2 separate regions of the Homo sapiens genome follow, and region 2 is linked to region 1. A link is an interaction called in ENCODE POLR2A ChIA-PET data of the cell type or tissue named here. Cell type or tissue: PC-3. All regions are shown on one strand. Each heading gives the region's core, and the rest is flanking DNA. Links, peaks and the distances in the headings are about the cores only.

Evidence for each region. Peaks named below come from ENCODE experiments on the same cell type or tissue, not always from the same donor. Only the 100,000 strongest peaks of a DNase experiment are listed, where the experiment ranks them.
Region 2: POLR2A ChIA-PET joins it to region 1 with 8 read pairs; 2 of 35 experiments call an interaction of 5 or more read pairs at or near these places.

The regions. Positions count from the first base shown.
Region 1 is chr4:183,600,918-183,605,318 of GRCh38, reverse strand. No RefSeq gene overlaps it. Among named protein-coding and RNA genes, the nearest start is that of RWDD4, 56 kb to the left of the region's middle. In PC-3, for the core only: a CTCF peak has its summit at 2,445 (motif pointing right); no DNase peak of the experiment used is centred there.
Region 2 is chr4:183,759,264-183,763,664 of GRCh38, reverse strand. It overlaps LOC124900824 (a long non-coding RNA gene), which reads left to right. Exons shown (of 2, transcript XR_007058412.1): 2 at 1,295-2,930. Among named protein-coding and RNA genes, the nearest start is that of TRAPPC11, 100 kb to the right of the region's middle. In PC-3, for the core only: no CTCF peak of the experiment used is centred there; no DNase peak of the experiment used is centred there; H3K27ac peaks cover 1,382 bases.

The DNA.
Region 1 (4,401 bases), core at 106-4,105:
TTTCCATTGGTTACTTACTGTATGCCCTTTGCAAATGAAGGGGATGAAGTAAAGTTATAAAGTCATTTACTCGGTGTACGCCCTATGTAAATGAAGAGGACATTTCCTATCCTACTGAAGTGTTTCCGTTTGATTTAGTTGTAGGAAATCCTTAGGTTCCCTGCCTCATTGGGACAAAAGAAAGATCAAAGGAAACAGAAAAAGAGTCAGAGATAAAATAACTCTAGGAGCAGCGGCTCACACCCGTCATCCCAGCAGTTTGGGAGGCCGAGGCAGGTGGATCACCTGAGGTCGGGAGTTCGAGACCAGCCTGACCGACATGGAGAAACCCCATCTCTACTAAAGATACAAAATTAGCCGGCATGGTGGCACATGCCTGTAGTCCCAGCTACTTGGAAGGCTGAGGCAGAAGAATCGCTTGAACCTCGAAGGCAGAGGTTGTGGTGAGCTGAGATCAAGCCATTGCACTCCAGCCTGGGCAACAAGAGTGAAACCCTGTTTCAAAAAAAAAAAAAAAAAGAACTCTGCCACCACTGTGTCAGAGAAACCACAAGAACAATACATGTCAGGCAGCAGATGCTTTCCAGACTTCAAGACGAAGAAGGTCCACGTGAATGTCTTACTGGACTTTGGGGATCTTTTTTTTTTTCTTTTTTTTGAGATGGAGTCTCACTCTGTTGCCAGGCTGGAGTGCAGTGGTGCGATCTCGGCTCACTGCAGTCTCCACCTCCTGGGTTCAAGGGATTCCTCTGCCTCAGCCTCCCAAGTAGCTAGGACTACAGGCAAGCACCACCACGCCAGCTAATTTTTTGTATTTTAGTAGAGACAGAGTTTCACCATGTTGGCCAGGATGGTCTTGATCTGACCTCATGATCTGCCCACCTAGGCCTCCCAAAGTGCTGGGATTACCGGCGTGAGCCACCAAGCCCGGCGGGGAATTTGGGGATCTTTAACGGCCTTTCAGGAATACAGGTACTGAAGGGGACCAAAGTCAGGATCCAGAGTATGGAGGATTTAAGTGAGAACCGGCAGTAGGGAAGCAGAGACGGCAATTATGGAAAACTTGTCTTTTAGAAATTTTGCTGTAAATGATGGAAACAATTAGCAAAGCATAAAGTCTTTGTATGTTTGCTCATATGAATAGGAAAAACATAGTAGGTGCTCAGTGAATTCACAAATGAATAAAGATAATAACTAACATTTATTTCGTGCTTTCTGGGTGTCAGGTATTAGCCTGAGCACTTAAAGTGATTTAACTCATTTATTATTTCCAACAATCCTATATGAAGTAGTGTTATCGCCAGCATCCCATTTATACTAAGGAAACTAAGGCACAGAAGGTTTAGGTCACGTGCCCAAGTTTGTTTTCAAGGTTCATACTACTGCCTTTAATGATAGGTTTGAAGATCAGAGACAAAACTTTTAAAGGGTTTTATTTTTTAAAATAAATCTATAGTAAATTACATTAATCTTCATTAATGATTTCATCTATTTTCCAAGGAATGGTTATGACAATGAAAACAGGAATAAACCCATGCAGATTTATGAGATTAAAGAGTATCTTTTTTTTTTTAATTTTTTGAGACAGGGTCTCTCTTTGTCACCCAGGCTGGAGTGCAGTGAAGTGATCTTGGCTCACTGCAGTCTCCACCTCTGGGTTCAAGTGATTCTCCTGCCTCAGCTTCCCATGTAGCTGGGATTGCAGGCATGCGCCACTGTGCCTGGCTACTTTTTGTATTTTTTTTTTGAGGCAGGGTCTCACTGTGTTGCCCAGGGTGGAGTGCAGTGTCATAATCTCGGCTCACTGAAACCTCTGCTTCCCGGTTTCAAGTGATTCTTGTGCCTCAACCGCCCAAGTAACTGAGATTACAGGCTCATGCCACCACACCCAGCTAATTTTTGTATTTTTAGTAAAGATGGGGTTTTGCCATCTTGGCCAAACTGGTCCTGACTTTGAGTGATCTGCCTGCCTCGGCCTCCCAAAGTGCTGGGATTACAGGCATGAACCACTGTGCCCAGCTAAAGAGCATTATTAAAACAACTCTCTTCCTCCCCTGTGTATCCACAGCACCCAGCCCCATGTACTATGTGCATAATGGGATCATAAATATTTGTTGAAGAATAAATCAATAACTCCAAGCCATAAATTATTATTATCAGATTGGTAATATTTATTAATGTGAACATAATTTTTAATGATGATAAAAAGACACAGTGAAAGAAAAAGTAGCTATTTTAGAAAAGTGTATTCCATATCCTCTTTAGTTTTTCATATAAAGATTGCTTCTTTTATAAAACTTTCAAGCCCCAATTAAGTTTCTTTCCTTTTCCTCTCCTTGAGAGTTCTTAGAAAAAAAAAAATAGAGTTCTTAGGGGTTTTGTTGTTGTTGGTTTGGTTTTCTGTGGTAGTTTTTTGTTTTAATGATCTATGTTGCTGAAACAGCAGAGGGAGCTAAAATGAATGAGCTGAGGTTGCTGCCGTCATCATCAATGCTTCCAACGCACAAGGATTTGAAAACCAGACACATCACCTTTCCATTCCACCTGAAACATGATTTGAACAGAGAGTAGGGGGGCACCCCTCACCTAGAAGGTAAGAGGGTCATAGTACTTAAGATTAGGGGATAGACCTGAAACACTGCGTTCACGTGTTGAGAAAGCCTAACTCATCCAAGAACACATTCCAGAGGAGGCCGGAGGGATCAGCGACTCTGGCTACTAGGCCTGCAAATCCACATACTAAGTCTCAGCCCTCTGGAAGAGAAGTCAGGCCCAGAGGCCTCTGTAGAGTGACATGTCACCTCCAGCAGATGCAGGCCTTTTTGGAAATGGTCAAGTTGGGAAGAGAGTTCTTTGACTACAGCAGATCTCTTTTAACTGCCACACATAATCCATTTCCATGTCATGTAAATTTGGGAGTAAATTTACCTATTTGTCCCATCTGTTTTATTATTATTATTATTATTATTATTATTGTTATTTTTTGAGACAGAGTCTTGCTTTGTCGCCCAGGCTGGAGTGCAGTGGCATGATCTCAGCTCACTGCAATCTCCACCTCCCGGGTTCAAGCAATTCTCCTGCCTCAGCCTGCCAAGTTGCCACCATGCCCAGCTAATTTTTTGTATTTTCAGTAGAAATGGGGTTTTGCTGTGTTGGCCAGGCTGGTTTTGAACTCCTGACGTCAGGTGATCCACCCACCTCAGCCTCCCAAAGTGCTAGGATTACAGACGTGAGCCACCGCGCCCCGCCTATTATATATTTTTGTGTTGGTTAAAGAGGAGGTTGAAATTATGTTTTATGTCATTCACTTTAAGAAACAATATGACTGTATGATATGTTTTAGAGGGATTTCCTTCAAAATTGATAAAAATTAACATGTCAGAGCTTAAAATAAGCTTCAGCTATTTGGAGAATTATGGTGTGTGCACCATCTCATCTCTGATGATGATGCTGAATCAATGAGATGTGGCTCTCTGCTTACTAGTCTTACTTCTCTACTTACTAGTTCATATCCCTGTCTCCTAAAAGGAACATGACCAAAGTCACACAGTGAGTCTCTGGTGGAGTAGGTGCTAGATCTTCAGTGTTTTGATTTTCCATTGACTGCTCCAGACACTAAACAATCCAGGAGTGTACCTGAGCCTTTTCGTCTGCTCCATCTGAGAGTTATCAGCATTCTGTGTCAGTGCATGGCTGCAATGCAGAAGGTGGCAGTGCATTCACTCTTATTAATATGCTGAAAATATTTGCTTCCTGACATCTGTCATTTTGCATAACTGTGAACACAAACCATAGACACCATCTGGGATGTCAGGGCAAAGGGAAGTGTGGCTGTTTGAAATTCCTTTCCAATTTAATTTCACAGTTTTAAAGAGCCCTGTTTTTCTTCCATGATAATTATAGGGAAAATAATTAACTATTATCCTCTGAGTGATAAAATTACTACAAATTAAGAAACAGTTATGAATATAATTTACAAATAATTATGTGATAGCAGTATGAAAGTGCAAGACTAATGGAACAAAATTAATTAAAGCTATTGAGAGATAATCTTTTCTATTTATTTGTTTTGGTTCCTCGAGGGCAGACTGTCCCAAAATGACTTACAACAGCTACAATTATAATTCAGAGGGATATCTGAAGAATGTGCTCACAAGTGTGTATGGTAAATATGTTGGGTTTCATTGCCAGTGGCACACAGCTAGAAGTCTCAGCAGGACCTCCAGAGAAACAGAGCTGTCTTAATACAAAGTGTTAAAACAATTGAAATGAACATGAAGCATAGGTGTGAATATGATGATATTCATTCACTAGACCAGTAGTTCCTTGTTGGGAGTTTTTGATTTTTGAGACAGAGTCGCACTCTGTTGCCCAGGCTGGAGTGCAGTGGTGCAATCTTAG
Region 2 (4,401 bases), core at 184-4,183, 160 kb before region 1:
GATCTCGCCACTGCACTCCAGCCTGGGTGACAGAGTGAGATTCCCTCTCAAAAAAAAAAAAAGCAAGCAAGGCTTCAGGTGACTATGTGTAGCTCCTGCCATAGAACACTTTACACATAATGGGGTTGCTTGCTGATTTTGAAGTGTTCTGCAGCACTTGGAGAAAGAAAATGATGAGCTTAGGGCTTTAAATTCCCAACTCAAGGTCTGGCTAAAGGACTAGAAATCTTCTATGACTGCCCTCCCCCTCGCCAAAAAAAGCATCTTTTCTTGTAGCTAGAGTCAAGATTTCTGAAAACCAAACCCAAAGTTCAATTCAATTGAATTTAACCTTACAGGATCTCCTTTGCTAAAGTTAAGGCAATGATTGGAAAGGAGAGGGACTCATAAAAATTGGGAAGGGAGTATGTAGGCATATTCGATGTGGCAGGGGGCCTGAAGTCCCCAGATCTGCCAAGTCTTCTTTGCTGGTAGAAGCAGCCCTTTTTAGCCTGGTTAAGGAGATTATTGTCCTCATGGCTGAAGGTCCTGCAATGGTCTCTTCTGAAGTGGTTGCCTTACAAAGGACTTCTGACCCTCCTTAGGAGGAGCAGTGGGTCAGGGTCAGCCCCACCCCCACCCGTTTCTCATTGATTCTAGAACAGACACAAATCCCAGCAGGCCCCAACAGGTATGAAATATAAGCCGTAAGATTATAATACACCAATTTATATCAACAGAAACCAGAAGGACATGTGTGGAAGCCCAATAAGGATGTTGGATCAGAAAGGAAGGAACACTATGTTGGACTGGACTAAATTTTTTAATATAAATATATAATAATGTATGTTACATAATATAAATTGAAACAGATTATTGATTCAATGCATTAGCTCAAGTGGCTGGGAGTGGTACTAATATTTTTCTTATTTGATTGACTGAAACTGGACCCAAGGGGCTACACTAAAACTTTAAAGAAATAGCAAAGAGAATACTTCCAGTACAGAATGAACATTAGAGGGGGAAAGGCAATATTTGTTTTAAGCATGTTTGGTCTTTAAGAATGAATGAAAAGAAATTGGTTATTTTCTTACCCACAAGCAGGAGATTTAGCCCTAGTGAAGTTCATCTCACTTTTTACACTAATTCCAAGTAGATCATGGATCCAGCACCACGGATCATTTTTTTCCCAGCCTTGTGCATCATTTTCCAATATTCTTGCCGACTGAAGTCTGTGAAATGTGGTTAATTTTAATGAGAGATTCTAATTAAATCCTTTAGCCATGCCAACACAGTAACCTCTTTCTCTTTCCAGGTCTCCCTCCTTTGGAACTAGTCTCTTGGGTTGAGTCCAATAAGCACATCATCTTCCCCAGCTCTACAGACTGGCTCCAGTTTTGAGACCTTTCAGACTTTTCCATTTTGTGATTTCTTAGCTTCGTGTGTTAGGGAAGTTTGAACTTCATTTGTATTGTCACCTTAATTAACATGGCTGGACCAGAATCCAGTAGACCACGTTAGTCAACACTGGACAAGGAGGAAGAGTCGGAGGTGCATGATCTCAGCTCTGAGGGTTATATGCATTCTCCCTGCTCATGTCCCAGAAACGCTTCATTCCTCGAGAGTTTCAGCAGAAAAAAGCCCTCATGAATCTAGGGAATGGCATTAGCTACATGAGTGTTTTTAAGTGGATTTTTGTTTCCAGATACTGCTCAGCCTCTTCAATTCTATTTCTTAACTTTAAAAAATTACAAACTCTTTCTTTTTTTTTTTTCTTTTTTTTTTTTGAGACAGAGTCTCACTCTGTCACCCAGGCTGAGTGCAATAGTGCAATCACAGCTCACTGCAGCTTCCAACACCTGGGCTCAAGAGATTCTCTAGCTTCAGCCTTCTAAGTAGCTGAGACTTTAGGTGCGTGGCACATGGCTATTTTTTTTTCTTTTTTCTTTCTTTTTTTTTTTTTTTTTTGTTGTTGTTGTTGTAGAGATGGGGGTCTCACTATGTTACCCAGGCTGGTCACGAACTCCTGGCCTCAAATGATCCTCCTGCCTCAGTCTCCCAAAGTGCTGGGATTACGGCCGTGATCCTGGTTTGGCCAACTTTCTTTTCTTCACAACTATTTTTTATATGAAGATTTGGCCCTTAGCATTAGAGCCTGGAAAGGGCAAAGAGGAACCGAGGATGATGAGAAGTTGGTTAATAGATACAGAATTACAGCTAGATAGAAGAAATGAGTTCCGGTGTTTTGTAGCACTGTAGGATAAATATGGTTAACTATCATTTATTGTATACTCTCAAAAAGCTAGAAGAGAGGATTTTGAATGTTCATAACACAGAGAAATGATAATCGTTTGAGGCAATGGATATTCAAACTAGCCCGATATGATCATTATACATTGTATGCATGTAATGAAATATCACTCTATATCCTATGAGTATGTACAATGATCATGTGTCAACTAAAAATAAGAGAAAACAGCATGTTAGCCCTCAAAATGAAATTTTTAAAAGGAGAACAATTATGCCATATCCTCTTAGGATCTGAATCTCAATGTGTCACCTACATGAAGGATTTTTTACAACTCTAGGTGTAAGTTGAAAGAGGAAAGTATCCTGAAAATCGTTGCCTAATGTTGGCATCCCTTATATTCCATATAAGCACTGAAATTACTCAAGGAGAAGGATTTGGTCTCTTTCTCTGAACCTACATAGAACTTGTCAATTTAATTTAATTTAAATTTATTTTAACCTATAATTTTTATTTTAATTCATTATCACACCAATATCATAGTGAGAGATTTGAGCTATCAGAGTGTGTGAAGGTTAATTCTGTATCTATTATATATTTAAAATATTTAATCAGAAATCTAAGGCTTGGTTAAATGTTGCAGCATGTAACTCCAACACATTCTAATTCCAACTGGTCAAATTATTAAAGTCAGAGCAACGTATTGCAGGTTTATGTTTTTCAATTTATAAAATAAGAAAAACAATATTGACCTCTTTTACCCCTGTACTAAAAGTGTGAACAGAGTTTTACGACACAACCTGCTAGTTAATTGCTTCATAATCTTGCATTGACTTATGCCACTGTAGCAATTTTATGCTGGTTCTTCCAGTATCAGAGCAGAGGTGTGGCTGCTCTGCTAAAATGACCTTTATCCAAGTTCCAACTTTAAACAACTCTGCTTACCAGTATTTGCAAACTGAAACATCCCATTAAAACCAAAGCAAACATCCAGGGGAGGATTTTGTATGTATATAAACTTTACTTGAAGAGATTTTCATTTTCTCCCATAAAGTGTAACAATAAGTAAATCCCATTGTTTGACAATCACTATATGGTAAATATTTATACTAATTTCTCATGTACTCAAACAAGCCAAACATTTTTTAAAGTTCCACACTCTTGAACTTCCCCCATAATGTTTCTGATTTAATGGCAAGATTATAAGCTGTGAAGATTAGGAGGATCTTATAAAGTATCCGGTCCTTCTCACCTCTCAGCATTTTCTATGATTTTCTTTAAATTTTTTTTTTTTTTTAAAGACGGAGTTTTGCTCTTGTCACCCAGGCTGGAGTGCTATGGCTCAATCTTGGCTCACTGCAACCTCTGCCTCCCAGGTTCAAGAGATTCTCCTGCCTCAGCCTACCAAGTAGCCGGGATTACAGGCACCCACCACCAAGCCCAGCTAATTTTTGTATTTTTAGTAGAAACGGGGTTTCACCATGTTGGCCAGCCTGGTTTCGAACTCCTGACCTCAGGTGATCCACCCACCTCAGCCTCCCAAAGTGCTGGGATTACTGGTGTGAGCCACTGCGCCCAGCCTGATTTTTGGAAATGTTTAATAATAAAAGCTATGTTTTCCACCTTGGTGGCTACAAGTAGAATTTTTAAAATTAACATTAAATCAAGAAGTTCTTACTCTCAGTTAATTAAGCTTTTTTGATGCCCAAAGTATATAGAAGTCTCTTTAAATCTATTTAAATGACATCACATGAACTATTTCTTCTTACTCTTGCTGTAGATTGATGCTTTCTGAGACATTTAGAAGCATAGAGTTGCCAAACAAAATACCAGACATCCAGTTAAATTTGAATTTCAGATAAACAATGAATTTGAATTTCAGATAAACAATGAAAATATTTTAAATATAAATATGTCCCAAATATTGCTTGGGATATACTTATACTAAATTTCTTTTCATGATTTATCTATTCATAAAATTCAAATTTAACTGGGTATCCTGTGTTTTATAAAACAGCTTTAAGATACTCATGGATTATAAAATTCCACCACGTTTAGCGTGCAGTTCACTGGGGTTTAGTATATTCCCAGTTACTCGACCATTACCACATATCTAATTTTAAAACATTGTTATCACCCAAAAAGACACCCTGTGGCTGTTATCAAGTCACTCC